Regions from separate parts of the Mus musculus genome. Here all the other regions are linked to region 3. The links are chromatin loops, found by intact Hi-C in ENCODE. Cell type or tissue: left cerebral cortex. All regions are shown on one strand. Each heading gives the region's core, and the rest is flanking DNA. Links, peaks and the distances in the headings are about the cores only. Region 1 overlaps Csmd1 (CUB and Sushi multiple domains 1). Region 2 overlaps Csmd1 (CUB and Sushi multiple domains 1). Region 3 overlaps Csmd1 (CUB and Sushi multiple domains 1).

What was found. Hi-C counts contacts between places; a loop is a spot of excess contacts. Peaks named below come from ENCODE experiments on the same cell type or tissue, not always from the same donor. Only the 100,000 strongest peaks of a DNase experiment are listed, where the experiment ranks them.
Region 1: it touches region 3 in a loop (9-fold over the local background); 4 of 42 quality-filtered maps call a loop at or near these places.
Region 2: a loop joins it to region 3, with 3 times the contacts of the local background. A loop is called at or near these places in 2 of 42 quality-filtered maps.

Annotation. Positions count from the first base shown.
Region 1 is chr8:15,989,940-16,000,854 of GRCm38, reverse strand. It overlaps Csmd1 (CUB and Sushi multiple domains 1), which reads left to right. Exons shown (of 70, transcript NM_053171.2): 44 at 229-374; 45 at 995-1,075; 46 at 1,990-2,103; 47 at 8,073-8,261. Among named protein-coding and RNA genes, the nearest start is that of Gm46073, 62 kb to the right of the region's middle. In left cerebral cortex, for the core only: no CTCF peak of the experiment used is centred there; DNase peaks (open chromatin) are centred at 5,371, 6,027 and 8,156; H3K27ac peaks cover 2,948 bases.
Region 2 is chr8:16,046,543-16,057,457 of GRCm38, reverse strand. The region is part of intron 37 of Csmd1 (CUB and Sushi multiple domains 1); the gene reads left to right. Among named protein-coding and RNA genes, the nearest start is that of Mir3106, 120 kb to the left of the region's middle. In left cerebral cortex, for the core only: no CTCF peak of the experiment used is centred there; DNase peaks (open chromatin) are centred at 5,803 and 6,703; H3K27ac peaks cover 1,982 bases.
Region 3 is chr8:15,936,171-15,947,085 of GRCm38, reverse strand. Csmd1 (CUB and Sushi multiple domains 1) reads left to right here. Exons shown (of 70, transcript NM_053171.2): 52 at 1,908-2,081. Among named protein-coding and RNA genes, the nearest start is that of Gm46073, 8.0 kb to the right of the region's middle. In left cerebral cortex, for the core only: no CTCF peak of the experiment used is centred there; DNase peaks (open chromatin) are centred at 4,412 and 5,103; H3K27ac peaks cover 884 bases.

The DNA.
Region 1 (10,915 bases), core at 3,393-8,392, 53 kb before region 3:
AACTTATTATAAATATCAGTCATAAGGAAGTGAATACCATATGTATTTTAAAATGTAGTTGTTGTGTTCCTGACAGTACAGAAGTATCTCTGAGGAGGCCAGTGTGCACTGGTCTTTCTAGATCAGCCCTGTATTCTTTCTGTACACTTGGCCCTACTGGGAAACTGGCTGCGCAGCCTCTGCTATAACATTGAACTTACTCCTCTCACGGCCCCATCTCTTTCCCAGGGATGGTCCTGACCAGAACTCGCCTCAGCTCGGGGTCTTCAGTGGAAACACTGCCCTTGAGACAGCCTACAGCTCCACCAACCAGGTCCTGCTCAAATTCCACAGCGATTTCTCCAATGGAGGCTTCTTTGTCCTCAATTTCCATGGTCAGTTTGTTTCCACTTCAATGGCTGTGGCATAGAGTCCCAGGAAAGCTCCCTACCCTATATCCATACTTTATCTCCAGCTGTTGGATTATCTCACATGTCCGCCAGAGTGTCCTGGAAACCTTTGGTGGTACGAAGTATCTCTACTGTCAGCTCATTTCATCAGGTCGTGTTGGTAGATACCTGAGGTTCATTCCTATGTAGATGTAAGAGAGATCCTGTTGTAGACACCATTGTGATGCACGTGGCTTATGTGCAGGCTTGTGTGTGCCTGACTCTAAAGAAATGTCATAGTAACCATCATATAATGACCTCATGATGTCTTTGATAGCAGAAGGGCAAGGTCGCCAGCCCCTTGTCTCCTATGACCCCAAAATGTTACTCAAGACAAGAGAGAGATGAGCTTATCTATGCTAAACAGTATGTGGTAGGATGATTTCAGTGATGTCTTCCAAAGTGGGGAGGATAGGTGTCATAGTAACTGCATGATTGTCGGGCATATAATAGCCAGAGAGAGCCATTGGGGACAGTGATTTACACATGCACGTGGCCTTGTAATTTGATCACTCAGGAAAGTTAGTTAACCACAGCTGTTATCTTTTTTCATAAACATACTACAGCATTTCAGCTGAAGAGGTGCCCGCCTCCCCCAGCAGTGCCACAGGCTGACCTGCTTACAGAAGATGAGGACTTTGAAATAGGTAATGTATCTCCGTTTGGCTTCACTCCACATTATGGGCTCTGACTTCTTACAGCTTCTCCTGATACAGACTTTAGGCAAACTATAAGCAGAAACTGTCCCCAAATATTGTAGAACCTCGCATAGAGACTATGGAGCAAACTACTTGCTTTTTTAGTTTATGTTTTGCTCTTGACACTTTCAGACTTTTGCTCTATGGCATTATTGCTATTTTAAAATTTTCAGAGCCTGACTTAGACTGCACTTGGCTGTAAATAATGACCTTCAAATTAAAAGTCCTGTAGAATGTACTTAATGATAATATTTAGAAATGTTACCACTGCTTTGTTATTAACCATGATCTTATTCATTAGTCATCTGGTCCTCATCGGGTCCTGTTAGGGAAACAGCCACAGCATGCATTGGCAGTGTAATTATGAGAACCCCATCATTTCTCAGTCTCTATCACAAAATCTTATTCGTGTCGTTACACTCTGTTGCAGAATGCTAGTCAAATTAGATGGCCCAGACCCTGTTCTACTCAAGGTGGCTAAGCCAATTGGAACAAGGTGTTTCCCTGGACAGAATCATGGGCAAGCCATGTTGGTTTGCTGAAACCTTTCTTTCTTTCTTTCCATTCTAAGCCTTGCTTAGATCCCGGGCACCTATGGAACTTCCATTTATTTAGCAAGGCATTTGAAAAGTGGGACAAAGGCTTAAACTGGTCAAGGAACAGCTACATATGGCCTTCTTTTAGGTTTTATAAACAAAAAACTGAAAACAGCATTTTAGAGATACACATAAAGCGATTGCAGACCCTCTGGAATGGTTTCCTCATTGGCATGGTTTATTGAGTAGTCACAAATAATTGGCACAGTCACAGCAGTCAAATGTTCTGAAAATGTAGATTCCAGGGTATTGGGTTGACTCTTTCAGGGGACTTCGTGAAGTACCAGTGCCATCCAGGGTACACACTGTTGGGAAGTGACACCCTGACATGCAAGCTCAGCTCACAGCTACTGTTCCAAGGCTCTCCACCCACCTGTGAAGGTATGTGCGATCCTGGTGATTTGGTCGCTCGCTCTGATAGTCTGTAGGCATGGGTTTGAATTTGACTCAGGTCTGTGGTGAGTTAGTCCCACGATGCAGACAAGCTGCCAACAGAGGCATCAGAAGACTCTTTTACCTTTAGCCCACACTCAAAAATAAACCAAAATCACATGGTAATGTTCGCTTGCATCAAAACTGAAATATTAAAGAATAGCTGATATCCACCATTGATATAACAGCCCTTTTCTACATCTCTCCAATCTGCATCATGTTTTCGGGTCCATCTCAAGCAAACTGAGCAAACTGAGCATCCTGAGATTTTTTTTTTTCTTTTATCACTACTTCACCTGGATTTAAGCATCTAGTGTTTAACACTTTGGGAATAAAAAATGTATAAACCATGAAATATAGCCACTTTGGTTTTGTATATGCGCCTAACATAAACTGACCATATACCAGAACTTAGACAAGTTTTAAAGAACAGAGTTCTAAGCTGCACTTGTTGGTCCAGAGACTAGAATACAACTAGATCACTCAAGAAATGCGATTTAGTAGGAGCCATTTGCAAGCACAGTGGGAAGGAAGCAGTCACATTTGGTAAAAGGAGGTCAGATACCTCGTCTTGTTCACTGCTAGTGATTTCAACGTACTTTAAACAATCAGGGTTCTGATGGGGAGCACCACGTCACCTGTGAGCAATGTACCATCTCTACCATTCTAGAAGATGGGCTTCTGTAAGGAATGAATGACCACTATTCACAGTGCCTTACATTACTCATAAACTTTAACTTCAGAATCACAAGGTACAGGGAACTCACTGCATTGGAAAGCTACTGCACTGGAGCATGGCCACCCTTGGGAGTCTCAGGCAGAATGAGCTTCCAGGACCAGTGGATGGACCCGTGACTCATCATCGTCTACCATGGGCTCATGTGCCAAGCTGTGCAGAGTTAGGAGACCTGAGGAATCTTCTTAGGTAAACGTACTGTCTGTATTGGCACAGCGGTGATGACCTTGGGATTCTCTTCTCAAGATGAGAAGTATACATACATACAGTTGAAATTTGGCCACTTTATACTCCCAGGCAAACCTTCCCATTTTCAAGTTTGTCAGGATGGAAAGCTTAAAACAAGCCTAGAAAAGAGAATGAGGAGAATCCCTTCATTACATTGTCCTGTCCAGATTTACTCCATTTCTGTTGAACTCTAATTCATGTCCATCCAGAAAACAGAGTGAGCCCACATAACTACGGGCCCATCGTCTCCATTCCTTGTACACAACAGGCACCTGTGCATGCAGCCTCCCACAGGCTCAACTTTGACTTTGTCTGAGGTTGGAAGCCCACGACTTCCCAACTCTGTAACTACTGTGCCAACCAACCCTGAGCTCTTTTTCTTTCTGAAGCAAATTCTTTAAGGGGAGATGAGCTGAGAAAAATCTTAGTTGTGTGTCTCTGAGCAACTCATTATTTTGAAAGGGCTCAAATGCCTGTCTATGGCTGACCCTAAGCACTTAAGCACTTAATTATAATCTTTCTCTATTTTCTAATTATTTTGTAGGGCTCAAGTAGGGGTTGGTCCCTCAGTACATTCTTGATAGAAAATGGTGTTCACATTGAATCTTACTTCCTTGGGCATTTAGACACACTCTTACCAGCTCTCTGAACCTAACAAGAGTTTTATGGGAGGAGAATGGGGAGTATTGCAGACCATGTGCTGAGAGGGTCTCAGTGTGTGCTGAGAACATGCTATCATGTTAGATGCTACCTTAGTTCAGAGAAAATTGAGTAAGAGATGACAACATATACTTCTCATGTTCAGAAAAACAAAAAATAAAAAAAGGAAACAATGAATAAAGCTCCAGGTGCAGAAAAGGGCACATGGCACTCAAGAAGGAGGAGCAGGCTGCCCTCTGGGTACTTTACAGAAGAGGTGCAAAGAGAGCTGGCACCCCCAGAGCCTGGTTTTTAAGAGGTCTTGAATGACAAGTGACTTCATCCTACAGATCACTAGGAAGGAACTCATAATAGTTTTCAGAAAACGCATTAAAAATAGACCTGGGTCAGCAAGATAGCTCAGTGTGTATGGGTACTTGTCACCAAGCATGGCCACCTGAGTTTATTCCCTGAGGACCCAATCTCAGTCTTTGTCCTCTGACCTCCACATGAATGCAGTGGCACATCTTTCACCTTCCTTCTTTCCCTCCCTCCCTCTCTCTTACTCTCTAACACACACAAATGAAAACATTTTTAAAACTTAAAAACATATATCTGGATAGGTTGTCCTTTAATCCCAGCATCTAGAAGGCAGAAGCAGGCAGATCTTTAGGTGTTGTCTACATAAAGAAATCAGTCTAAAAGGCAAAACAAGACAAATAGAAACATAACTGGACATCATTCACTAAAGGGCATCCAAATCTTTTTGCCCCTGTGGAGGGGGCAGGAGGGCACACAGGAGGGGAATAATTCCAGTGTTCTTCCCACATGCCCACCCTCAGCCCCCTACAGGCTTCAAGTGTCAGAGCCTCCCATTTTATTAGGCTCCTCCTAGTTTCCATAGTTATCCCACACTACAGGTGTTTTTATGGATTAATATTATTGGAACAGTGTGTCACAATGTAGTCCTGGTTGCTTGAAACTCACTATTGAGACCAGGCTAGCCTTAAGTCCACTAAAATCTTCCTGCCTCAGCCTATAGAATGCTGGGATTAGAAATGTGTACTCCCATGCCTGGCAGGAGGTAATATTTTTATTTTTTGTTTTAATTTTTTTTTCCTAAGGGTTACTCTATGTCACCCTGGATATCCTGGAATTCCTATGTAGACCACACTGCTTCTGACTGCCTCTGTCTCTAGAATGCTAGCATTAAAGATGAACACTCCACACCCAACTAAGAGTTAATTTTAATGACTAGTAAGCCAAATTCAAGTTCTTAAGCCTAGGTTATTTTGGCTGATGATCTGCAAGATGTGTTAAATGATGTACTACATGATTTTCAGCCTCATAGCTGATTTTTCATTTAAAAAAATAATAACATGCCATGTGTCTACCTAAAGGAACTAGGACCAGTTACCAGCGAACTCCTTTACAAGGTATCTCTGATGGTCCTTCTCTGTAGTAGTTTCCTCAAATGTCTCTTGAGGTGCACAGGGCATTAAAGTTATCACTTCTGGAGAACTGAGAAATTGAGCTTCAAGAGAAAGGTGAAACCTTCATGCTAGCTGGGTTGCTCCTGGCAACAGTTTATAGCAGCCTCCAGGAAGGAGTAAGTTCCCAGAAAACAGCAGGGCAGACAGGAAGAAACAAAAACACTTGGGCTCATTGGGAAACATGTTCAAATATATTTTTAAAATAATATTTGTGCCTGAAAATAATAGCGTTAAGTGTTAAAGAAACTTGATAAATATGGCTTTGCTTGTATTTTCATTTCATCCTCTCTACTAAGCAAAGGAGACCATTTTAAGAATAGAAGAAATGACTCTATTTAGGGCTGCTTCTGATTTGGATAGCTGCTCTGTGCTGCAGCCCTGGAGGTGACAATGGCTTTCCAGGTGGCATTCAGCAACTCATTGCAAAGTTTCCTACTTCCAGATGGTCTGAAGTTCAGTGTCATTTAAAACTCTAGCTGCAGTGGTAAGATATACAAGGTGGAAGGATGGCTGAATGTTTCCCCAGTGAAACTGAGAACAGAGTCTTCTTGCTAGCACCTGCCTGTTGAGAACAGGAGAGTACATAGCCAGGACATTTTCAGTTTCTATAATACCTCTGCCCATATGGCACCTTCTATTTAAGAAAGACATTTACATCTGCCATATCTCACTTCACTCTGAGGGGTAGCTGTTTCAACCGTCTATTTATAGCAGAGATGGTATAAGTGTTGGCTCTCATTGCCACATGGAAGCAAGTCTGTGGGATCCCTGGAACTCTATTTTCAAGCCCACGCAGGTGTGCACAGACAGAAGACTCAACCTACGTGATGTGTTCTTTTTAAAAATGCCAGCATGCCCAACCTGCAATTGGCAGAGTAAATCTTGCAACGTGATGTTGTCGCTGGATGAATGGGTTTCCATCTTAGTGAGCACACAGACAAAATGTACAACAGAAGCTAAAACTGTGGAGCGGTTTGTTGCCTACAGGGAGGGAGGAGAACAGTGGGAGTATTTCCAAAGCAAAGCTCTCTCTGGAAATAAAAAGGTATCGTGGTTGAGTTTTATTGTGGGAACCTATTTCTACTCCCATAGGGAAGCATTGGAGGCAAGGGTGCCTTCCTCTGCAATCCTAGTACAGTTGTACATTGTGGAGCACTTTGAGGTCCCAGTTTAAGAAGAAAGATGGAAGGCAAATAATTAGGTATGCTTGTCTCAAAGCAATGGAGTATTGTTTAGAGGTTTAGCAAAGAGACGCAGCTCTGCTGAGCATTCTGGGTTCCACATTACACTGAACAGAGTTTTCTCTAAGTTGCACAGAAGAATAAAGCAGAGAGCTCACTGGCCAAGCTGATTCTTTCAATTTTCTCAGATGACATGACAAGGCAAGGGTTTCTCCATTTTATTTGCCTCTTTTCTGTCATTGTGAAGAAAAGAAAAAGTAAAACCGATAAAAATCACCTCATGGAATAAAGTGTATTTTGACTAAATGACTCCAGGGAGATAAATGGCTATCATGGCAAGGAGTCAGAACAGCAGGAACAAGAAATGGAGAGATCACATCTTTTACAGCAAACACAAAGAAACAACAGAAATGGGAAGTGGGGTGTGGCTATGTACTCTCAAAGCGCTCCCCCAGTGACATATGTCCTCCAACAAGTTGTACCTGCTGAGCCTCTGGAAACAACATCATCACTGTGGACCAAGGGTTCAATTTCTGAACCTACAACAACATTTCTCATTGAAACCACTATACCTGAAAGGTGCCAGCCCCATTTGGTGGCTAACAATGTCATTACCATCACTGCCGGGGAAATAGGACTTTAGACTGAATTCTGTCATTGACTTCAGTTTAGAACTATTTTCAGAGATATTAACTAGTTTGTACTGTGGATATTTTAGGACTTTGATCTCAAAACATTTTAAATGGTCCTGTGATAAATTTAATTGCTTATGTTTTTGTCTAAAAGTCTACTGAGGTTTAAAGTATGCTTCAGCTAGACTATCCAAATGAATGGGGAACCTTCAAGACAATATTTAGGAATGACACATCTTATAAGCTTTCCCCACCTGTTTGGGAAGCATCTTCAGTTTGAAATGTTTTTGTAAGTAACATACAATCAACTCATTAAAACGGGCAAACTCACCAAATAAGATACACATCTTGGACAAAAGCTCTGGGCGAAGTTGGTTACTGATATGCCTAAACTGTGAGTAACACTGGTGTGTCACTTTCTTTTTATATGCTATGACTGATCAGTGTCCCTTAGTAGCTCTGTAAGCAAAGCATTCCTGTAATGTAATTTAACTTAGCAATGAGAGATAGCATTAAAGAAGTCTTTTGGTGATTTTACATTTTTTTTAATTAGCCTGGAAGTAGCTGGATCAAAATTGAAGGATGAGGAGAAAAAAAAAATCACAACTTGAAATATCTGTTATTTCAATAAAAGAATTTTTACTTTAGAAATCACCAATCCTGCTGAAAACTGTGGCAAACAGTGCAGGTGTGTGTGGGAGTGTTGAACAATGTTTCTGAAATTTGCTTCATACTTAAATAGTCACATGGTCACATCAAATATTTAGATTTTATTTATCCAAGTACAGCAAGGGTTGGAATAAAAATATTTTTTTCTTATACAAAAAGCTACATCTTGTTGTATTGTATTGAAGATGGGCTTTCTGTCTTTCTTTTTGCATTGGAGTAGATTGGAGGTGTCTGTGTCCTGTATTAAACGTAGTCAGAGCTCAGTAGACTGTCTTCCATCCCATCAATGTTTGTATTCATTGTATTAATGCAGACCTCTATCCATCTCTTTTCTCTCTAGCACAATGCCCAGCAAATGAAGTGCGAACAGAGTCTTCTGGGGTGATTCTCAGTCCCGGGTACCCAGGCAACTATTTTAACTCCCAGACATGTGCTTGGAGTATTAAAGTGGAGCCAAACTTCAACATCACACTCTTTGTGGACACATTCCAAAGTGAAAAGCAATTTGATGCACTGGAAGTGTTTGATGGTAAGCCCCAGATTTTCAGGGTACCACAGGGCAATTAAGTGTTCTAGAAGACTTTTAGTGCTCCAAATGTCTATTTTACTCAAGATGCATGAAATGAATAGCTCATATGGATATTGAAGTGGTAAATGTCGCACCTGTCTTTACAGAGCTGCTTTATATAATAAAATCAAATGAATTTGATGCCCAATGGTGCTACTTTCAATACCACTGTTCTGGTTTTATACAGTGGTTCTAATGAGCACCTTAATGCAGCAGTGGCTGGATCATCAACTGAGGTGGATCTAAGGCCAGTGTTTTCTTTGTATAGGAGATACATCATGCCCAAGCAGAGCAGAGCCAAACCCATGTGTGGCCAAGAACAGAGAGTTTTCTCAGGTTTTATGGATTTGTCAGATAAAGCACAATGTATTCAGTGATAAGAACTGCTTTAATTGATCTTGTGTGTTTATGTGAGTCTCACTAGTTAGATGGACCATGAATGATAAATAAATCACTGTGCAGAGTGACCCCAGGAGTCAAGTTGTGAGGATTGTTATATTGCACATGAAACTCTAGCATTATATATAGAAACAAATGGCACACACAAAGAAAAGCAGCCCACACAAAGCTTTTGTCTCTGTGTTTGTACAAGTGTATATTTCTATTTGAATCATAAGTAAGTATTAAGATGTGAGTTGTTTCAAGCTTAGGCACATCTTCTCCTTTGTTTGAATTAGAATATAGAAGGCAATACTTTCATGCTTCTAGTTTTCAGAAACAACATCCTTACAAATAGATTTTTTTTCCCTAATTGCTGATAGCCTGGTGCTTTCTAAATCATGACTAGACCATGATCAAGATCAAAAACTAGGGAGTAGCCCAGAACACAATACAAGCACTTTCTGTCTGGTTAGAAGTGGCTCATGGCTTGCATCACTCTGCTTTCAAATATACACATCTTTTATAAAGAGAAAGGTCACAGTTTTGTATTCAGAACTTCTGCAAGTGATGGCATTTCCTATGCACTGTGTTTATTTTATCTTGGCAACATTGGTGCTAGCCTATATTTTATGAGCTAAGAAGAAGTAAGCTGAGCATACCAGCTGTATGCACCATTTCCTTAGTGTATACTTTCAATAGTGCAGATATGGATTCTCCTCACTTTCCTAATTGTCAGAACTCAGTGAAGAACAGTGTCTGATCTCCAGTTGTGATTGGCTGCTGAGACCACTGGCTATCCTGGCAAACTTACCTGCACATCTCTTTTCTAGGATATTGTTATAGATGCTACAAAGAGGCATGCTTTCCAGAATATGCCTAAATACCATGATCTAGACAGAGATCAGACCAAGAATAGTAAGGGATTTGGTGGGAGATTAGCAACTCTTGAAAATGCACTCTTGTGTTCTGTCGGTAAAAATGGCATTTCAAGTATGGCAAGCTCAGGATAGTTAATTCCTCTGTGGCATATTATTTCAGAGGGTCTTGATCTTGTTTAACAGCCATAAGAAGACCTCACACAGCTCATGTTCAGCCATCTTCCACATGAAGCAGGGTCACTCTTTTGTAGGACATAGACAGTAGACTTTGCAGACAGTCTTTGGGCACCATCTTTCATAACAAGAAGAATCATTTCTAGGGATGTCCACACAAACTTCCACATTTTTTACTTTGTTGTTTTCCTCATGTATTCTTGTGATTGCTATTACCAGGACCCTTTTAATGTTTACACACAGAGAATAATTTCTTAGACTTGAAGAGTGAGAGTCTAGGACTAAACAGTGGGGAAGCTGTGTCTCTGAGGCTCTTTTTGGCATGTAGGTGTATCCTCTTCATGTGGTCATATGGTTTTTGGTTTTTTTTTTCTGTGTATCTGTGTTCTGATCACTTCTTCTTAAGACATGCTATTCATGGTGGAGTCAAGGCCCACCCCTGAAAACTCATTTCAAAGTAGCTCTCTCTATATAGAGCACATGTCCAAGGTCAATCACTCTCTGAGTTATTGAAGGCAGGAATTTAATGCATGTTTGTGCAGAGTCCAACAGAGCCTTGAATAGCTTTATCCATGATAAGTCCCTAACAGTGATTTGGGCGTAAGAGGAAGTGAAGCTGTGACCTGTCAGTATTTTCCATGAATGGAATGGAGGGTGCCCCTCCCCTTGCCCTGATAAGTTTAGATTATGAATAGCCACAGAAGGCCCATTCTCCCATTCTCTCACACATTTCCCCACGCGTGAACTTGTGAAATGTGGAAAAGTGAGTAATGATTTTAAGACAAGGGGATGCATCCACAATAGAAAAGGAACAGGGCATAACTCCTGTTTCTTGAAGCTGCTTTCTCTCCCAAGTGACATGAAGATGCAGTCACTGCATGGTACACAGGGCATTTAATCATTTTGCTGTATAAACATTTTGAGAACTTTCAGGTCTATAGAATAACGATATATGTCAATGATAACTTTAAAATTATTTTCATACTTCCTGGATCTATAGTTGCTTTTTTATAGACACACAGAGACTCATTGAGACTGTCTACTCACGCATAGCCCCCTGCTAGTTCTAATGGGGATACTTGTAGTCTAAGGAAAGAGAAGTGGGTCGTTGTTATGAATGTGACCATCATTTCTCCTTTATCTCTGTTCTCATCCATCCATCTACTCTGCATCTATCAATCC
Region 2 (10,915 bases), core at 3,583-8,582, 110 kb before region 3:
GCACTATTAGCATAATTGTCTCCATCCCAGGATATTCTTAGTCACTATGAGTCTCTAAAAAAGAGACCAATTTCCTTCCATCTCCCATTGAAATGGAACCTCTTCAGGAACCCAAGGCCTTATGTGAGAACCCAAGACCACAATTAATTAGTGTGCTCGCTTTTTATTTTACCAAATACGATGCTCCATTTGGATTTGGACTATTCCGGGTTGTTGTCTTTGTGGCTGGCGCTGGTTTTCTAGCTCACATCACTTGTGTATTAAAAGCAATTCAGGCATCTGCTCTGAGTTTTCATGCCTGTTTGAAAACAGGTATTATAAAGTATTTGTAGAATTAGCCTTATCCCTCTAAACACTCTGGACTTAAGTTGCCAGGAATACTTTTTACTGAGACTCTGAGGCCAGGAGCCCCAACTGCCACTGCACAGATGTCCCCATTTTAACAGTACTCATTCCACACATAAGCCCAAGTCTCAGGTGAAGAGGACCAAGAAGCCTGTTGATACTGAAACCTGAACCAAGGGGTGTGTCGTATATCTGTATCCAAATAGAACTCCCCACCTCCATGAAGCCTAGGCCTCAATCCAAAGAAACATTGTATAATTAACCCAAACCACTGGCCTCTGAAGGCACAGCACATGCTGTTCCAAGAGTGCATGGTAACAGTCATGATGCAGAGCATCTGTGTGTATGTAAATGAGGAAACAGGGGCATAGAGCGTCTCTGAGCACTTGAGTTTCTAAGAGTGAAGATCCAGGGAGCCAGGAGGTACTTTTTCCCTGCTCTTCAGCAAATTAATGCATAGAGAGCTTCTGGTGGGAAGGGCAGGCCTCCTGTCTTGGTCTCTGAGCCAACAGAGACTTGGACCCAGCCTTGGGGATTTGCTTAGGTCAAATCACCCTGTTTTCTCAGGGTTTACCTCTCTAGGGCTCTGCAGCAGACAGCTTCTGTGCCTCCTGTTCCATTGGCAGGGCATGACCATTAGAATTGAGGCTACCCATGTACCTCAGTGCTGCAATGGGTTAAGGAAAGTTGTGTTGTTATATGTCAGTTCCTTCTTGTTAAAATAAACAGGGATGCTTTCTTTTTCAGATTCCTATAGTTCAAATGGATGGGGTTTTCTACACTGCTCTCAGTGTTTTAAAGTATTAGGTATTTTAAAATTGCTGATTTCTTTTTCTTTTAGCTATGTTTGGGAGTTTTAAGTGTTTAAATTGCTCAAGATCAAAAAAATTAAGTGAATGGTCCCAGGGAAGCATTAAAATTCTGCAAAGACCTTAACTCTTTTGAAGTAATAAGTGCTTTAGTATCTCTCTCTCTGTCTCATCTATCTATCTATCTATCTATCTATCTATCTATCTATCTATCTATCTATCTATACATACATATATATATACACACATGAATATATACATATATGTATATATAAATATATTTGTGTGTATAAATATATATACATGTATATGTGTATATATATGTATATATGTATGTGTATGTGTGTAAATTACAAATGTACGTCAATGATATTATATTAGTAATACTCTTAAGCTCCCAGACATCATTGGTGGACTGAGCTTGTGCAAGACCCTCCCTGTACACCAGTGCACTAGACAGTTCTCTGTGTTCTTTGTAATGAGTTCTACATCCCTCCTGAGAGGTGCTGTCAATAAATATATTATCAATGTGATAAACCAAACCATCCATCTAACCTCTCAGAGATTGATCTCTATTTAATCATTCAGTGATGTATAAGGTTTTCTGTAAAAATTAAAAAAAAAATATTCTCACAACCTGCTTTAGGATCCTTCAGTCTCTACCAGAAATGCTTTTCTGAATACTGACCAATCATTACACCTCCCCCATTACATCCTAACTGCATTGAGGAACTTTACATCTTCTAAGTGGTGTAAATTCTAGTTTCTTTCTCTCATCCTTGAAAATTTAATAGAGGGTGAGATCTACCAGATAATCACAGGCTTCTGAATCTCTCTCTCTCTCTCTCTCTCTCTCTCTCTCTCTCTCTCTCTCTCTCTCTGTCTCTCTCTGTGTGTGTGTTTTGTGTGTGTGTGTGTGTGTGTCTTGCATGCTATCCAAAAGACAGCTGACTAATTAAAGCTGACTAGTTCCTACTTGTGATCTTTGAGAATTAAAAAGGAACATGAAGTTCAACACAAAAGTACCATCTAATTCAGTTCCAGTTACCCTTCTGAACAAAGACTAGAATTTTCCACATCGTTCCGTGCTAGTGTTTTGGAATCCCAGGTCCCAGCAGATTTGAGAACAAAGTCAGGAGGATTTTATGAATCTCTTTCTAGATGTCTGCATAAAATCACCTGCTGCCCAGAGTCTTCACGTATTTTGTAGCTGGGTCCTGACTACTGCTTACAGTAATCATTAACTTGTCTTCCTCTCTTCTCTAGCCTTGGCAGTTATCCACATGAGTAGGTGACTGTCTGAACACCCGCAGTTGCTAGTGTTCTTGTGACTTAATAGATACTAACTTTTGTTTGACCATTTTCTCCTGGAACAGCCTTACAGAACACACCCCATGCCTTCTTTCACCATTTCTGGGAGATGGTGGCCTCACCCTCTTCTCCTTAGTCACTCACCTCCGTCACTGGTTATGTATACCCTTCATTATCATGACTCGCTTCTGTTATTTCCCCTCCATAGGTAGACTTGGTAAGACAGTTATGCTCCCTGTTTACATCACCTTCAGGCCTCTGAAACTCTTCAACGGCTACTGAATTTACTGGGCATCCTGAAGCCATTCAACAGGTTCCTGGGGTAAAGAATGATGGTATACTGCAGGTTGAAATAAAAAACAAAAACATGAACACTCAGATGTATCCCACAACATCTCCTTTTTAAAGTCTATAGAACCCAGTGAATAGCCTTGACCGTCAGTTTGTTTTTATATAAACTAATGATCAGATGATAATGTTCAATTATGGTAAATACTTCAAAAGACACCAAAGGATCCACTTTGGTAAGACTTTGTTTCTGATACTCCGTTTTATTTATTTATTTATTTATTTATTTATTTATTTATTTATTTATTTTTCAGTTTTTTTTTATTGGGTATTTATTTCATTTACATTTCCAATGCTATCCCAAAAGTCCCCCACCCTCTCCCCCACCCACCCACTCCCACTTCTTGGCCCTGGCGTTCCCTTGTACTGAAGCATATAAAGTTTGCATGACTAATGGGCCTCTCTTTCCACTGATGGCCGACTAGGCCATTTTCCGATTCATATGCAGCTAGAGACACGAGCTCCAGGGGGGTCCTGGTTAGTTCATATTGTTGTTCCACCTATAGGATTGCAGATCCCTTTAACTCCTTGGGTCCTTTCTCTAGCTCCTCCATAGGGGGCCCTGTGATCCACCCAATAGCTGACTGTGAGCATCCACTTCTGTGTTTACTAGGCCCCGGCATAGTCTCACAAGAGACAGCTCTATCTGGGCCCTTTCAGCAAAATCTTGCTAGTGTATGCAATGGTGTCAGCGTTTGGAAGCTGATTATGGGATGGATCCCCAGATATGGCAGTCTCTAGATGGTCCATCCTTTTGTCACAGCTCCAGACTTTGTCTCTGTAACTCCTTCCATGGGTGTTTTGTTCCCAATTCTAAGAAGGGGCAAAGTGTCCACACTTTGGTCTTCATTCTTCTTGAGTTTCATGCATTTAGCAAATTGATACTCTGTTTTAAATGCAATATCACTTAATTATTTTAACATGCAAATGTGTTTTGGTTTTACAAATGTAGGAACTGCTCTGAGTCTTCTATTACTGCACAGGAGACATAGGGTAGTTGAAACCTTACTTACCAAGGGTTTACCAATTCTTGGGAATCTCCAAGTATGGTGGTTAATCTTGGTTGTCAACTAGATGGGATCAAGAAACACTTGGACCATGGGCCTCTGGGCATGTCTGTTCTGGTGGTGTCTTTATAGGGAGCAGAGATCTGAGATTCCTATTTTGATTACTTATAGATCTAACTTATTATTTAAAAATGTAAATAAGCTGGCTATGATGGACACTTGTGATCCCAGCCTTCATAGCTACAGATAAGAGGGACCAGGAGTCTAAAACCTTCCTTTGCTACATAGAGAATTTAAAGCCAACCAGGAATACATATGACCCTAACTCATAAACAATAGTGAAAAATTAAGTAATTGAAAAGTTACATTTATATTCATAAACATCAAACTATATTTAAAGAGTGAAAAATATATTTAAAACCTAATACTTTTATTGTATTACTGTACTACCAAGTTATTAACTAGTTAAGTAGCAAGCAAGCACAGTCAAATTATTTGTCTTGAAGTTCTGGTAAGAACTGAAAATGTCTTAAATATGCTCATGGGAAATTAAGTAATGTCAGAATCCAGTGTGCCATATTATTAAATGTATTGTTCTGATATGAATGTTATTCATCACCAGGAGTTTTTAGTAACATAGATGCTTGCATTTTAGGAAAGCACATCATGGCTCCTCAGATCTTGAGGACTATAAATAGCACATGTACAAATTGCCAATGATCAAAATATGCATTTTAAGTACACAGTACCACGGTTTCTGTGTATAATACCTCACTGTAAATCGTGGGTCAGGAATTCACATTTAGGGAAAGTATGCTAAGTTGTGTTAACAGCAGGAAAGATTTCATGGGTGGCTGGAGATAAGAAGGCACATTGGAGATATATATATATATATATATATATATATATATATATATATATATATATAGAGAGAGAGAGAGAGAGAGAGAGAGAGAGATGATAGATGCTGAATCCTTCGTGTGGTGGTTTGAATGAGGTATCTCCCATAGTCTGAGCACTTGAATACTTGGTCATTAGTGGGTGGCATTGGGGAAGGCTTAGGAGGTATGTCCCTGCTGAAGGACATATGTCACTGGGGGGAGGGTTTTAAGATTTCAAAAGACTCTTGCCATTTCAAGTTTGTTGTTTCTTTCTGGTGCTTTTTCTGTTTGCTTTTGGGAATGTGAGTTCTCAGCCTTTGCTGTTGATGTCGCCGCCATCATATCTGGCTGCTGCTATGCTTGACTTCCCCATGTGATAGTGATGCACTCTCATTCCTCTGAATCCATAAGCCTGAACAAAGCTTTTCTTCTATTAATTGCCTTGGTCATGGTGTTTTATCACAGCTTTAGAAAGGTAACTAATGCAATAGACTAACCAAAGTACTAATAAATAAAAACAACAGGCATGCCAGATATTATGTTATAAGACATTAGAATAACATAAATTAATTGGAATTCCAGATAATTTTAATGAATTATCTTACTTCACTGAATATACCTGTCTAGCCAATTGGTCTATGGGAGTTAAGGATTTCACTTAAATCCAAATATCTTAGAGTTGTTTACTTTTATTTAAATAAAGCAAGAAGCATCATGAATACGGAGTTTTATTCAGCTTATATTAAATCCACATATCAGATATCTACATTTTATTTGCGGTTTTCCCCTATTAATATAACATATCCCAATGGAAATATGTCAAGACTGTGGTTTCAGACAAAGCCTGGCCCTCTTATTCAGAATCCCTGACAGGGCAGTGAGCGCCCACGTGGGTAGATTTATTTTTGTGTAATTGAGGAAAAGTTCAAGTGTACTGTTTGACATTTAACAACCCTAGCTGAGTCTAATGGTTTGACTGTTCTGAACCAGCTGTCGCTCTAGTAAGCTTAAGTGGAGCGATTCCGGAATTTGTGATGGATCTAGCTCCATGGCGAGGACAGCTGGCAAGGCTGTATTTTTAGCCATCTTCCCCTTTTATGCATCAGTGTGACAAATTTAACCAGCACGCCCACCTAGTGGCCCTGTGGAAAGTAGGAAAGTAGGATGCTTCGTTTTCTCCTACAAAGTGGGGCTATGTTCAGATGTATGTCTTTGGCAACTGCAAAGTTGTTCATTTCAGTTCATTTGCTAAAGCATTGTCACTGAAGAACACTCAGTTTCATAGCATCAGCTCTTTAATCTTACAAGATGGGAGTTCATTATTTAGCAGGAAGAGAGATTTTTCAGGTAGTGACTGTGATTCTTTAGGCCAAATTTGTCACCTCTTTATATACTATTAAATAACAGTTGTAGACTACTCTGCCCCATGTGGTGTGCTTCATGATAGATGTATACTAATTGTTTATACCAGTGTTGATTATTATGACACAGCATCACAGGCTCATTTCTCACAATTCTGGGGCTAGTAGTCTAAGGTCACGGTATTGACAGTCTTCCGTTGAAGACCTATGTGTTAGGCTTTCAGGTTCTGTGCAGGGCTTTCATAGTAAATTTCCTTGCTATAATAGCACTGACCCTATTGTGAGGACCCATGATATTCTGAACCAACTGTAGTCCTCTTCCAAAGGGCCCAATTTTACATCACATGAGGTGTTAAAAATTGTCAACCTATAAACTTTAAACAGACAGATACTCATCCCATAACAATAGAAAACAAGAAAAGAGGAAGAAGAAAGAAAAGGAGGAGGAAGAAGAGGGACAAGGGAAGGAGAAGGAAGAGGAGAACATGTTTGCCTCCATAGGTTCTTGATTGGAAATTGAGGAAGGTGATGTGACAACAACTGTAACTTCAACATAAAAGTAGAACACTGCTGTGGAGCTTGGTGACTCATTACTTAATGCCACTTGGCTTTGGATGTACACAAACTTTACCTGAATACATCACTAACCATGGCTCCACAGATGACGTTATTGGGCCAATGAGTGCTTCCCAAGTACTGTGCAAAGTCCACATGGGTCCTGAAAGCTTGGAAACCCAGGGTTGAATAAGGTGAGAAAAGGTCTGTCTGTGATCTGTGCATCACTCCTTTTTGTCATTAAAATGTTGCTATTCTCTGTGGCCCTTCAAGGGAGATAGATTACTCAACTTCTTTTATGGATGCTAGAAACACAATCTCTAGACTTTACAGAAGGCTGAGATCTAAACCCTGGAAGAAATAAAAGCAGTATTTCTTACTTGTGTCAATACTGAAAACATGTGGGCTCTTGGGCCCACATGGTACTCTAAACTGCCGCAGACCCTCTGGGTCCCTGTGTCGCGTGGAACGGGGTCTCTTGAAGCGGGTGGGCAAAGCGTGGATGAGCGACAAACAGACACACACACAGGAGAGTTCGTGTGGAATCTGAGTGTAATTTTTCAAATGGAACATCAGACTTTTTATGCAGAAGACAACAACGTAGTTGGGTGACATACCCGCAAGGTACAAATGAAGTAACCGGATGCTTAATGACTCTTACACAGAACAGAGGAATGAAAACGCAAAGACTGGCAGGAACTGGGCAATAAAATAACTGAGCCAGAGTCAGCCCTATCTAAGGTCAGCTATAGTCTTAGAAGCCAGGTGTGAGAACTTTTCACTCCTAGGTCAAGGGCTTTCACACCCAAGTCATGGTTCTAACTAGGGAGTTCCATTCTAGCTAACCATCTCATGAATAATGCAATTCTCTAAAACCACAGCCGGATCTACTTCCTAAACCATTGTAAATTCCTGTATATAGGTGTAACTCAGCTATAATTCTAAATATCTATTCTGGTTTCTCCTACGGTCAGAAACTTCTTTCTTCCTTAGTGATGGTAAATTCCTGTGAAGGGCAGTGACCTAACTTTTACTCAAAGAGATAGTGTAATACCTGGGGCAGTACTGAATTCCAAGCTCAAGGTCTTGCTAAGGACGAACTAGGACTGTTGGAACACTGGCAGACGGCTTTAGCTATGTCAGAATTCAATCTTAAAAGGCACTTATGATAGGAAAATATTGAAAGAGAGCACGTGGATCCATACACTAGACTAACTCGGGAATGGAACGTGGGAATGAAAAATTACTGTATGGGTAGGGAACGCTAGACTCCAGGAGGAGAGCTTCCTTGAAACTCTTTTGCCTCATGAGTGACTTTTAAGCCTCTCGGCTTGTCCAGTTGACTCGACCAGAGAGCGTAGCACTAGACAATCAATAAAACAATAGTTTCTCTTAAGGTACGTTATTTTAACAATGGAATTTATAAATACCTTGGTTCTATATATTTTGCTTTTTAAAGATTGTGGTTTTAAGAGTCTATGTATACAGAGTGACACTTACATCTGTGTGATTATATTACTCATCTTTCTCTTCCTCTGTGGAACCTACCCAGATTCTCCTAAGTCAAGTTCAGACTTCTTTTGAGGTCCATTTACCAGCACATGGTCACAAACTTTATGCAACGTTTTAAAGTGAGATTGTGGTAGTTTGAGTGAAAATGGCCCCCATATGATCATAGTAGTATCCTTTAAAAGGAATAGGAGGTATGGCCTTCTTGGAGTGGGTGTGGCCTAACTGGAGAAGTGTTCCACTCGGGTTAGACTTTGAGGTTTCTGAGCTCAGGCCAGGTCCAGTCTCTCTCTCTCTCTCTCTCTCTCTCTCTCTCTCTCTCTCTCTCTCTCTCTCTCTCTCTCTCTCTTTGCTGGAGCCTGTGTCCAATTGCAGACCTCTCGGCTCTGCCTCCAACATATACCTGCCTGCATGTGCTATGATTGGCTCCTTCTCCAGCATCATGGCTACCTGCATGTGCTGTGCTTTTCACCATGATGAAAATGGACTGAACCTCTAAACATATAAGCCAACCCCAGTTAAATATTTTTCTTTATAAGTATTGCCATGGTCATGATGCCTCTTCACTGCAATAGAAACCCTAAGTTTTATCACGGGTCATCAGCAAAACTTCTGTTTTAAGATACACAAAGCTGACATGGATTCAATGAGAAGAAATTTTCAACAGGCATGGTGATATGTACCTGACATCCCAGCATTTGAGAGGCTGAAGCAGAAGGATTAAGAGGTCTAAGCCAAGCTTATATACAGAGCAATTGAACCTGCCTCAAAGAAACTTATAAAACTCATAAATTTGAATTCATGTCTATTTGTATTATACAGAAGAACTATTGTTTAATCATAAATGTTGTATTCTTTAGAAAAGTGCTACATCTCATAAGCATTTGTCAGCTGCAAATATCATCAATCTAAAATGCATGAGATACCTCTAACCTAGTACCAGCTGCCCCCCGTCCTGACCTGTAGCAACTAGAAGCTTTGCAACTTCACAATAAATTGTTTTACCCTATATCACCAGTCAAGGGAAAAAATCAAAATTAAATTTGAATGTATGTTGGTTACTACCTCATGAAGCTAAAAATGTCTCTATTTTGAAACACTGCCAATAAGAAACATTTGTGTTTATGATACAGCATGGTTAACTTTTGTTTTTCTTTTCAAAATTAACAAATAACCTTTTCTGTCTACATAGTGTAGCGTTAACCTACCCATGTATTGAATTGGTGTGTGTATCCTAATTAGCTTGAATTGTCCAGTTGGCATGATCTAGAGCAGTGATTCTCAACCTGTGGGTCTCAACCCATTTTGTGTAGAACAACCTTTTCATAGGTGTCCTCTAAGACCACATGCATATCAGATATTTGCATTACAATTCATAACAGTAGCAAAATTGCCCGGGCTACCTTGCCAGCAGAGTCTTGCCCAACACCCGCAAGGGCCCACACGGGACTCCCCACGGGATCCTAAGACCTCTGGTGAGTGGAACACAGCGCCTGCCCCAATCCAATCGCGTGGAACCTGAGACTGTGGTACATAGGGAAGCAGGCTACCCGGGCCTGATCTGGGGCACAAGTCCCTTCCGCTCGACTCGAGCCCCGGGCTACCTTGCCAGCTGAGTCGCCTGACACCCGCAAGGGCCCACACAGGATTCCACACGTGATCCTAAGACCTCTAGTGAGTGGAACACAACTTCTGCCAGGAGTCTGGTTCGAACACCAGATATCTGGGCACCTGCCTTGCAAGAAGAGAGCTTGCCTGCAGAGAATACTCTGCCCACTGAAACTAAGGAGAGTGCTACCCTCCAGGTCTGCTTATAGAGGCTAACAGAGTCACCTGAAGAACAAGCTCTTAACAGTGACAACTAAAACAGCTAGCTTCAGAGATTACCAGATGGCGAAAGGCAAACGTAAGAATCCTACTAACAGAAATCAAGACCACTCACCATCATCAGAACTCAGCACTCCCACCCCACCTAGTCCTGGGCACCCGAACACAACCGAAAATCTAGACCCAGATTTAAAAACATTTCTCATGATGATGATAGAGGACATCAAGAAGGACTTTCATAAGTCACTTAAAGAATTACAGGAGAGCACTGCTAAAGAGTTACAGGCCCTTAAAGAAAAGCAGGAAAACACAGCCAAACAGGTAGAAATCATTAACGAAAAACAGGAAAACACATCCAAACAGGTGATGGAAATGAACAAAACCATACTAGAACTAAAAGGGGAAGTAGACACAATAAAGAAAACCCAAAGCGAGGCAACGCTGGAGATAGAAACCCTAGGTAAGAGATCTGGAACCATAGATGCGAGCATCAGCAACAGAATACAAGAAATGGAAGAGAGAATCTCAGGTGCAGAAGATTCCATAGAGAACATTGACACAACAGTCAAAGAAAATACAAAATGCAAAAGGATCCTAACTCAAAACATCCAGGTAATCCAGGACACAATGAGAAGACCAAACCTACGGATAATAGGAATTGATGAGAATGAAGATTTTCAACTTAAAGGGCCAGCTAATATCTTCAACAAAATAATAGAAGAAAACTTCCCAAACATAAAAAAAGAGATGCCCATGATCATACAAGAAGCCTACAGAACTCCAAATAGACTGGACCAAAAAAGAAATTCCTCCCGACACATAATAATCAGAACAACAAATGCACTAAATAAAGATAGAATATTAAAAGCAGTAAGGGAGAAAGGTCAAGTAACATATAAAGGAAGGCCTATCAGAATTACACCAGACTTTTCACCAGAGACTATGAAAGCCAGAAGAGCCTG
Region 3 (10,915 bases), core at 2,230-7,229:
TTATAATTTGAGACACGGTCTCACCCAGGGATGCTGGGACTTTATGGTAGTTGTCTATCTTCAGCCTCCAATATGGTGGATGGGATTATGGACAAGAGTCACACTACCTGGAAGAGAAAAGCAATTTTGAAAAGGGACAATTTCTATTGGGTGATAATTGCAGGGGTTCCCATGGGTCTGTGTGGCTTGTACACATGGATTGCTTTGTTTCTGAATGTGATGAGACCTTACAGAGAAGGACAAAGAAGAAAGTTGTTCATCCAAGGTTGCCAGAAAGCAGAAAGAAATAGAAGAGGGTCATGCGTAAGGAAGGTGTATCTTTAAAAGTACCCTCTCTCTAACCAGGCTCACTCTCCCTAGTCTCTATAACATTTCAACAGTTTGTTATGACATTTAGTCCATCAATTGATTCATTCTAGGATGAGGTCAAAGTCCTCATGGTCCACTCACATGACAATCATTGGACTGGGGTCCAAGTCATCAATGCACCAGCCCTCTAGGGTCAAGGCCATTGTGGTTTACATGGGAGATTGTATACAGACTTGTTGTTTGAATACTTAGGTCCCAGCTGGTGAAACTGTTTGGGAGTTTGTGTAGCCTTTAGAAATCATGGCCTTATTGCAGAAAGTAGAGAGTAGACCCCTCATTGGAGGGGTCAAGCCTTGAAGGGTTCATGTCTCTTTCTGCTTTCTTGTTAGTTGGGTAAGTGGGGAGCAGGATGCCTCAGGCTCCTGACACATTCATGGGAGCAGTAACCACTGCTTTCAACAGCACCATGCCTTTCCCACCAGGAAATTGCAAGCTAAAAAAAACCTCTTTCCTGTAAGGCGCTTCGTTAAGGTATCATGTCACAGCAATGCGAAAAACAACTAAGATACTGGCTGCCTTGTTGACTCGGTTTCTTAAATAGTCTTCAGCATTGACTCCCACTACATTCTGTCATCCTCAGTCCCATCAGACACCAGAGACTGAGGAGGTTGGCCATGCTCACCTAGAGGAGCAAAGAACTTCCCTCATGATTGTGTTCTCTTCCCATCTCTTGCATGTTTATTGTAGATGGGACCTCTGTCTTTTTGTCACTTCCTGGCATGACCTTGTCCTGCACATGTCATTGCTTAGTAAGTGATCTGAACATTTATTTTCTCTTGGGTAGCTTTTCTAAGACTTACAATCTTGTTTAACACTTGTGAACCTCTGTTGGTTAGTCCACCTTGAAGGATTTAGGATTTTTCTTCCTACTACAAGATTCAATAGGTTTTGCTCTCAAGTATTTATGCATCTGAGATACAAACACGTGGGTATCACTAGTATTTCTACTGTGGGTGACGATTAATTTACCTCCAGGAATGGACTAATTTCAAGTCATACAAACTATGTCACATCATATCTCAGATGCCAAGGATACTCTTAGGTCCTACCAATAACTGGAAAGAAATGATCTAGGTGCTAGGGTTAAAGTGAAAAGTGCTGGACTTCAACCCAGCATACTGTGTTTGGGCATTTTTCACGTCCCTGGAAGGTACATGTAAGTGTCCCCACAAATACATCATTCATAGGGTAAGTATAGAAAAGAAAGTAGACAGTCTACTTGTTTAGTAGATAGTCTTGTGGGTTGCTGCATTACACACTGTGTCCATTTTGAAGAAATGGTTATCAATCTGTGAGATTGAAAACACTGTGGGTCACTGCAGTGTCCTCAATGGCTTTGTGATATGCTAGGACATTTGAGGTTTTATGTTGCAAACAATAGAGAAGGAAAATCCAACTGAGACAACTGACCTGTCAAGACCCAGCAGACTAGACCTCTTAGCCTAGCAGATATCCTTGCCGTATGCTTTTTAGGAAAACTATTACCCAGGGTTTCTGCTATAGCTGAGACCTGGACTAACACAGTTTTTCTCTTCCAGTCATCTCCTGTGGAAGCCTGTCCTTTCCCCCAAATGGTAACAAAATAGGAACGCTCACTATATACGGAGCCACTGCCATCTTTACCTGCAATACTGGCTACACACTTGTGGGCTCCCACGTCCGGGAGTGCTTGGCCAATGGTCTCTGGAGTGGATCAGAAACAAGGTGTCTGGGTAAGCTACTCGTAAGTTCCCATGTGGTGTAATTCAAATCAACCTTGAGAATGAATCATAGTATGGGAAGTGTGGGGTTTCTGGCTCTTAATTCTCTGGCAGCCTTGCTGAATCTGGCCAGTGTCATGGCTACCTTCCTCTTTCTAACTCTCAGAGTGTCTGAAAGTCTAAGAAATAAATGATGGTCCTATCTTATGTGCTCTGGCATATAGTCTTTCTTGTAGAGAGGATAGAGAAATAGCTTCATGGTTAAGAGTGCTTATTGCCCTTACAGAGGACCCAGGTTCAGTTCCCAGAACTTAAGTCATCGGTGGCTCACTCCTCTTCTATGGGATTTCTTCTTATTGCTAAAGACACTGAACTCACATTGATACTCCCACACAGAGACACACAGAAACATGTCTCTTGTGGATAGCTTTAGGAAATATAACCCCAGGGCTATCCACAACATTTTCATTAAAAATAAAAATAAAATCTTTAAATTAAACAAGTTATCTCATAGAGGACTGAGACTACATAGTCCTCAAAGACCTTCACAAACTTAGCAAAGAGAAATAGGAATTTCCAAAACGTTATACACATTTTACATTTTCAACAGCTTAAAATCCCATCAGGGAATTGAGACATTAGTCATCAAACCTAGCAAGTACTGTGAGCTGTTTAAAGTTGAACATATCTGTAATATCGTGGCTTTGTTTTTCTACTGTTATTCTTTGATAATTTTAAAGAGTGGAGGATGATGGTTCTCTGCATAAATGTGGACAAGCTATAACTGTTCAGTTCAGATATACCAATATCTCAAAGTTGCTCCAACTGATGTCTTCATCACCACTTAAATGTCATACAGATCTATAGCATTTTATCAGTAACCTACCTACCTCCAGTATTCCAGCTCCTTCCATCTGCCCACTCTTCTATCACATCTCTTCATTACCTTATCACTTTAGTACCCCACTCTCTCCATTACCCTACTCCTCTTCAGTACCCCACCTCTCTCCAATACCCTACCTCCCTCCATTGCCCTAACCTCTAGTATCCCAAATATGTCATTATCTCAACTCCCTCCATTACCCCACCCTCCCAGGATCCACCTTCCTCCATTACCTCATGCATCCATCTTTCCATCTCTCCATTATCCCACCTTTCCCTGTCATCCCATCTTTCTCTATCAACCTAGCTTTCCAGTACCCCACCTCCTTTTATCAACCTTCAGGATACCATCTCCTTCCACCATCCTGTCCTTCTATCTCCCCATCTCCCTGTCTCATCCCTCTTCCTCTATCAACTCAATTCCTCAGTATTCTATCTCCCTCTACTGCTCTACTTTCCTCCATTATTCCACCCCCCCATCACCCCGCCATTCTAGTATCTGACCCATCTCTATTACCCTAGGCTTTTGCAATTCCTTCCTTTTCCATTGTGTCACCTTTCTCTAGCATCCTCCTATATTCTAGTGCCTGTCTTATCCTTAGTCTTTGTGCTTTCCTGAGTGTTCTTGAGGACTTGGTGGCCATTGTAAAACCCCTTCAACATGGCAGCCCAGGTAGGAACAATGTCTTCTCTTTCTCCTTCAGTGGAAGTTAGCACCAAAGGGGTAGGGTGAGTGATTCAAAACACATATCTTCTGCTTTGGCCTGGTAGGTAAGTATGTAGGTTAGGCTTCTTGGAAAGCTTGGGAAATTTAAATGATTCAGTTTCTAAAACTGTTAAGGCTTAGGGTCGCCTTATGTCCCATTAGCCCCAAATGAGCCTCTACTTATTTTGTTATCCTTCTATCCAAACTTAAGGCTCCAATCCCACAGGTTGAGACACATGACCTATTGATGGTCTTACATTGTCACAAACATGGTCTTGATCAGTTGCCATCCATCTTGAAAATGTTTGGACTTACTTCTGAGTCCAGGAGAAATTTAAACTGAGCATAAGAGAGGGAAACCTCCAGCTTATAAAGAAGAAAATTTGAGTGGTGAGAAGTTGGATAGACTTGTGAAAAGAGTTATGGAATCAGAGGAGCAGAGTATTTAACAGGGAGTTGAACAGCCAGGAAAGGGCTAAGATGACACATAGCCACTGTATGGCTGGCTAAATAATGGGCAGTAAATTTAGTGTAAAGATTTTTCAGCTGAGCAAATATAGTTTCACAGTGACCGTTGAAACTTGACTATTGAGATTCATAATCTGCCTAATGTGGTAATGAGTGTATCCCTGTGCTGGAGTAACAGATTGCTGGTGGGTAGATCACATAATCTAACCTAACAAGAACGTAGGCCCAAGGGAAACCACAGCCAGATGTGCAGCCTGTGGAATATGTGTGGGAGTGGATGAGCAGGAGGGAGCTGAGCTGAACTATTGCCAAGGTAGATGCGGGGATAGTCAAACAGATGGATCAAGAAAGGCACATTCTTAAACCTGGCACAGATACTGTATATCTGGCACCATAATTGCTGTAGAGTTCCGGAGCCCACATGCTAACTAGATGCCTCATGAGAGATAATATCTGTGAATACTGTCTTTATTGGTAACACAGGTATGGCAGTTTGAAGCTTCATTTTATTGAATTCGTATCAGAATACCAAGTAAGTGCATGTTACTCCTGACATGGAACAGAAAAAGGTTTAGAGAAAGAAGTGAGGAGCTTGCCCATGGTCATGTTTCGCTAGTCATAAAAATAGCCTTGAAATATAGGCTGTGTGGTAACAGACCAGGGGCTCCTGATCTAGTGCTGCTCCACTGGGAATAAGTTCCTCTTCTAAAGGTGATGCAAAGGGCATCTGCACTCTCCCACCAACACTGAGCCACACGGAGAACCAATAATTCTTCCCCTCCCAAGATACCACATGGCTCAGCTCCACAGAGCAATGGCCTCTCCACATGCTTGGATGCTCTGACGTATCAATGAAGCTGTTAATTTTCTTCCATGTTGTGATTTGTTATTTGATATTCAAATCAGCGCCTCATCCGTTCCCATTGCTTGGGCCTTCTTGAGAGTACTCTGGCTGTCTTCCAAGCTGAATGACCATGAGTGATTGGCAGAGCTACCACTGCCTTATGGCAGCCGACTCGATGGTCACTTTGGAAAATGACTTTCAGAATCAGTCCGGCCATTTGGTGAAGATATGTTTTAATTAAACATAGTTTTTTGAATAATGTATTCTAGTCATGGTTTTCTCTCCCCACTTCCTCGTACCTCTCTACCTCCCCACCCATCCACATCTATGCCCTTTCTGTCTCTCTTAGAAAACAAGTAGGTATTTAAATAATAATAATAATAAAATAAGATAAAGCAAAACCAAACAAGTCAGAGAAAACACCCAAACAAGGAAAAGAGACAAAGAAAAAGCATAAGAAAAACATTTAGACTCAAAGACATGCACATGCACACACAGAGGAATCCCACTAAAACATAAAAACAGAAGCCATGATATAGACACAAAGGATACATAAGTGGGCACAAGGCCCCAGTTATGCTATTGAGTTCATTTGGCCATCTACTGGTGGGCAGGTGGTCTATGCTTAAGAGTGGTTTGTTCTCCATGTGAGGGTCCCTTGTAGAAAACTAAGTTTTCCTTTGCAAGTGAGTATACCTGGAGATAGCTCTGGGTTAGGAATGGGGGCATGTATGTACTTCTCTTTCCAGCTCTAGGACCCCAACTTGTACAGACCCACTCAGGCCTTGGGCACACTGTCACAGTCTCTATAAGTTCATATCTCCACCAGCCCTGATGTGTCTTAAAAGCCTTGATTTCTTCGTATATCAATCATGACATTTTGGGGAAGATATATTCTTCCCAAAAATAAAATAAATATTCATATTTTTAAATTCAGAAAACAACATATGTAGTAACATGGTCTCAAGTCAAAGAGAGATTATCGCTTGATAAAACAAAATAATAACCCTCAACCCTGTGGCTTTGAGAAAAAAGAAAAAAAAAAAAACCCACTGCATTGAGAAGAGCACAGGAAGTACCCAAAGACAGGAGGAGAGGACCAGGTATTCTATAGGAAGCTGGAGGCAGCAGGTATGTTTCCCTGGATGTGGCCAGTGACAGAGTGAAAGACAGGATCTTATAGAAGAAATCCACCATGGTCTGAGGACAATAAATAGTGCTGAGAAACACAGATACACCATTGCCTATGTCCGTGGCTGTTCTATATTTTCCACCTAACTCAGCTCCACTGTCAGGATGCTCCACTCTCCCACTCCATTCTTTATGCATTTCAATGTTCCATACCCAGTGTCTTAGTTGAGGCTACTATTGCTGTGTTAGAATTCCATACTCAGAGTTTGTGGAAGAAAGGTTCATTCCAGCTTACAGTCCCTCACCATAGTCCACCATGAGGGAGGTCAGAACAAGAACCTGAAAGCAGGGCTAATGGAAAGAGAAAAGAGGAACACTGCTTCCTGGCTTATTCTTTGTGGATACAACAGTCTGTTTTCTTATATATCCTTGGACCACCTGCCTAGGGGTAGCACCACCACCCATAGTGGCCTGGGTTCTCATACATCAAGCACTTATTAAGAAAATACACTCAGGACTTGCCTAGAGGTAAATGTTCTGAATCTCAGCTGAGAATCCCTTTTCCCAAATGATTCTAGCATGTGTCAAGTTGGCATAAAATGAGCCAAACACACAGCTTCTTGATACCAGTTCTGCAGAGAGCCTGCATAGGCATTGAGGATGGGTGTGTCCCTGTGGTAATGGATCTGTTGATCTTAGTTTATGGAGAATGTCTGGGAAACATTTTAGCATTATTTAGCCAACAGAAATATTGGAAATAATAAATAGATAATTTTAGATATCTGAAACGTCATGGGATGAAAGATGCAATGAGCTGGTTATGGATATTTTTTCTTGTCTTTGCCAACCATGGAAGGATAGGTAGAGATGCCATGAAAGTTGTGTTGGAAAAAAAAAAAAAAAGAAAGTTGTGTTGGGAAGAATAAAACTAATTAAGTCCATGTGCTCGGTGTGGGATGAGGGTTTGTGCTGGTATTAACAACATGGTTAGTAACTGTAGACACAGTATACTGGAAAGTTAGGATTCAGACTAAGTATAAAAGCCATCTCCACGACAAATCAAGTTATCATGGTGGATGTGATTAGCATCATAATGGATCCTCACTTCAGAAGAGACCTGCCTACCTGTTTGTTCTTTGTCCCCAGGGCTTCTGTGGATCCAAACTGTATTGAGTCCCAACCCATGTGAATCCCAGCATTATATAAGATGTGATGGTGGATGTTTGGTACAGGTTGTGGGTGGGAAGTCCCCTATTTATCTTGATGAGTACCCAGATGAATATTTTGCTTTGCATGGTCTTTTCTGATTATGGTGGAAGAGATACTCTATCTTGTATCTGGTACTCTAGATGTGTCCAGTGTTGTCCACTAGTGAAGAATATTTCTGGCCATTGAATAGAAATGAGTCAGTATTTGAAAGGATGATTATACACTAGTCATGTCTTATGGAATTTTCTATGTAAAAGCTGTATTTAAGGAGAGGTAGGGCAATTTTCTTGGCTCATACTTGAGAATGGAATCTGGTCCTGTTCAAAGTCCCTAATCTGAGGCTCTAATTAAGGCTTGTGTGTGTGTGTGTGTGTGTGTGTGTGTGTGTGTGTGTGTGTGTGTGTTCTTGCAGATGAACTCAATATGAAGGCATGCAGATGTGTGTCACAACCTCACATAATTCCAAGGGCACGTTGTGGATGACTCCTGTACTTGGACTGTGGCCTCTAGAATTCTCTAAGTGACTGAGGACTTGCTCTGTGTTTTCATCTGTAAGGCACAAAGCTGTATAGCAATCTAGCCTGGATCATTATGCAGGACACAGACCCCATATCTCCCCTACCAGGTGCCTCCTAACCCATCAGGAAAGTTTTATGATCACAGTGTTCTCTTAATTATTTTCTTGTATTTATCTCCTTTTGTAGTAATGTCCCTTGAACCCAACAGTGAGCACAAAAGCTAGAATAAAGGGGTACACTTATAATCTAGGGCCCCTGTTGTAAAGGTGTTAATCTCTTGATAATGCACTTATAGCATATAGATTTTCCTAGCACAGAGTGAGCCCTCAGCTCCCCCACTGGGTTACCTCTTCAATTCTTGCTGTCAAAGATGCCTCTGATTGGGAACCCTCTACAAAAACCTCAACTTTCCAGTACAATAGATTGCTGTTTGAAGTAGGTTCGCATTTGTGGAACCACAATGACTAGGAAGCCATGCATCCTACTGTGAGCAGGATGTGGTGACATTCACCAAGGCTGATGTAGCTAAATATCGTCATTCAAAACTGTATTTTAGATTTCTTTTTATAGATGGAGGGTAATAAAATTGGAATGTATTCTTTAAATACCTTATAGATTTTGAGAGGTCTATGTAAAATATTTAATAAAATAGCCAGGAAAAATGTTTGGTGTCATTACAAGAAAAGTGATTTTGTTAGAAGAGAGGAATTTCTTCTCTCCTCCATGAAGATGTCTGCTCTCCCATCTTTCTGTGAAGTATGTTTGGTGTCTTAGGAAGGTGACCAGTTCAGAGTCCTCAAACACAAATCCTCCAATTTTGCCCCTGTGTTCTTGACAATTGACAAAAGTATATTATATGACAGAGGAGTTAGGTCCTTGGTCAATGTTGCCACTAGAGGCACCTGGGGTAGCATAGCTGGTCAAACTCTTGTCCTCCACAGGATTTCATGTTCTCAGGGGCCCTTGCCTTTGTGTGGCAATGAAAAATTACTCAGCATCACCGTTGCAAATTATACTTAGAAGTAAAACAGACTCATACATCAGTACTCTGCAGTGTTCATTTTAACATGGACAGATACACAGATTTCAAAACATCCATGGATGTTTAATGCCAGCACTAGCTTTCGTGCCGTTCACGGATCTGATCCACTTGACATTTTATGACTACTTGTTAATACTTAAGAAGGGTCTTCAAAATGGCTCTGATATCCACTGTCCATATAAGCCTGGCTTAGCTCAAAGATGCTCACTACACAGATGGCATCTCGTCCTACAGCCTGTCATTCTGACTCTCCTAAGAGACGGGATATTTTTAAGACTCAGTATTCCATTGTCAGCAGAAAATACTGATAATAGCTGGGCAAGTGCTAAGGTTGGACATTTGGTTTGTAGATTTTCTAAAAATGGTTACAATTTAATCCTCACAGGCATGTTGAATATTCACAGTGACAGACAATGACAGAGTGGAAGGGGAGCTGCAGGCAAGAAAGGTCTCAAGGGAGAGAGTAGAGATGTACATGACAGGGTCCTTGTGTCTCCTTGTAGAGCAGAGGGGTTCACTCTGCACCTCCTTGTAAGATGTTCTCTCCTCCACAAGTGCTGCCCTTCACCACAGGTAAGGTTCTGTGCAGTACACTCAAAGGCAGGGGCTCCATACAATCACCACAAGGTTGTTGAACTTACATTTCCAACTCTTCACACTCCATTCTAAAACCCCAGAGATTTATGTTCACCCATCCCTGCCCTGCTCATCTCTCTGGGGACTTGGTACCAGAATCGCTGCAAATAAGAAAATCAAAATTTAAAAAGAGAAAGTCCCTTAGATAAAGTGTGCAGCGTTCACATATGGCACATGCCCTCTGGTGTGTGGCCTATAGTTTGTTTTTTGTATGATTTAGGATTACCAGCCTTCCAACGTGTCTCCAGCATGCAAGACATGCACTCTTTGAGCCTCTGCATGTCTGTCTGTCCATCTGTAGTCAGTCTCTGGGGACTATACCTGATTCTTTACTTCATTCCCAGCTCATGATGATTTGAATGAGAATGTAAACCAGAGACTCGGATATTTGAATACTTGGTCCCCAGTTAGTGGCACTGGCTGGGGAGGCTTTGTGGGAGATCTGTCACTGGAGGTGGGCTTTGAGAGTTTAAAGACTCTTAGCAATCCTAGTGAGCTTTCTTTACTTCCAGATTTTGTTCAGGATGAAAGATCTTTCTGTTCCCCATGCTGTGTCTGTTGCCTATGGCCACATTTCCCTGACATAACACTCATCTCTCTCCCAAACTATAGCCAGCCCAAATAAATGCTTTCCTATTTAGGTGTCATGTCATTATAATGTCAATATAGAATACCTTTGTCATGTCAATATGTAATACCTTTGTCATGGAATTACATCCCAACAATACTATAAAAATTAACTGCTATACGTAGTTATACTAGATTTCTCAAAGGTACCATAGAAGACAATACAGTGGGCTGGGGACTGGGGGAATGGAACAGCCATCCCTCAAAATGGGGAAGCATCTATTTCCATAAACAAACACATTTCTGAATAGGGCTCTAGACGACCCTCAGGACAAAGTCTCCCATCAATGTGGTGATGAGACCAATAAACTCTTTCTAGGTACATTTCCTTACTACTCAAATCCAAGACATCAGTAAGGACTTTTATAAAAGACTCTCACAGTCAAAGAACGAACAAATATTACATTACAATGCCATCTTTAATTCAAAACAGGACTTGGAGTGCATTTAGTTCAAGTTTCACCTGAGGGAGATTTTTCTTCCTTAATTTTTTTTGACATATTATTGTTGGTTTTTGAGTTAAATCCTATAAATTAAGTTGTTGTGGCTATTCTGTACATGTGAATGGAAATGGAAGTGAGCAGCTATTTCACATCAGAGATCACCGGTGTGATGGGCCATAGTAACTGTCAACAGCCCACAAACAAGAATCACCTGGGAAAAGAGTCTTGGCCTGGTGTTATAGATCAGGTTCCCCTGTAGGCATGCCTATGGAGGACTGTCTTAATTATGTAAAACAATGTGCGAAGACCCAGCCCACTGTATGCATGATATGGCCAGACG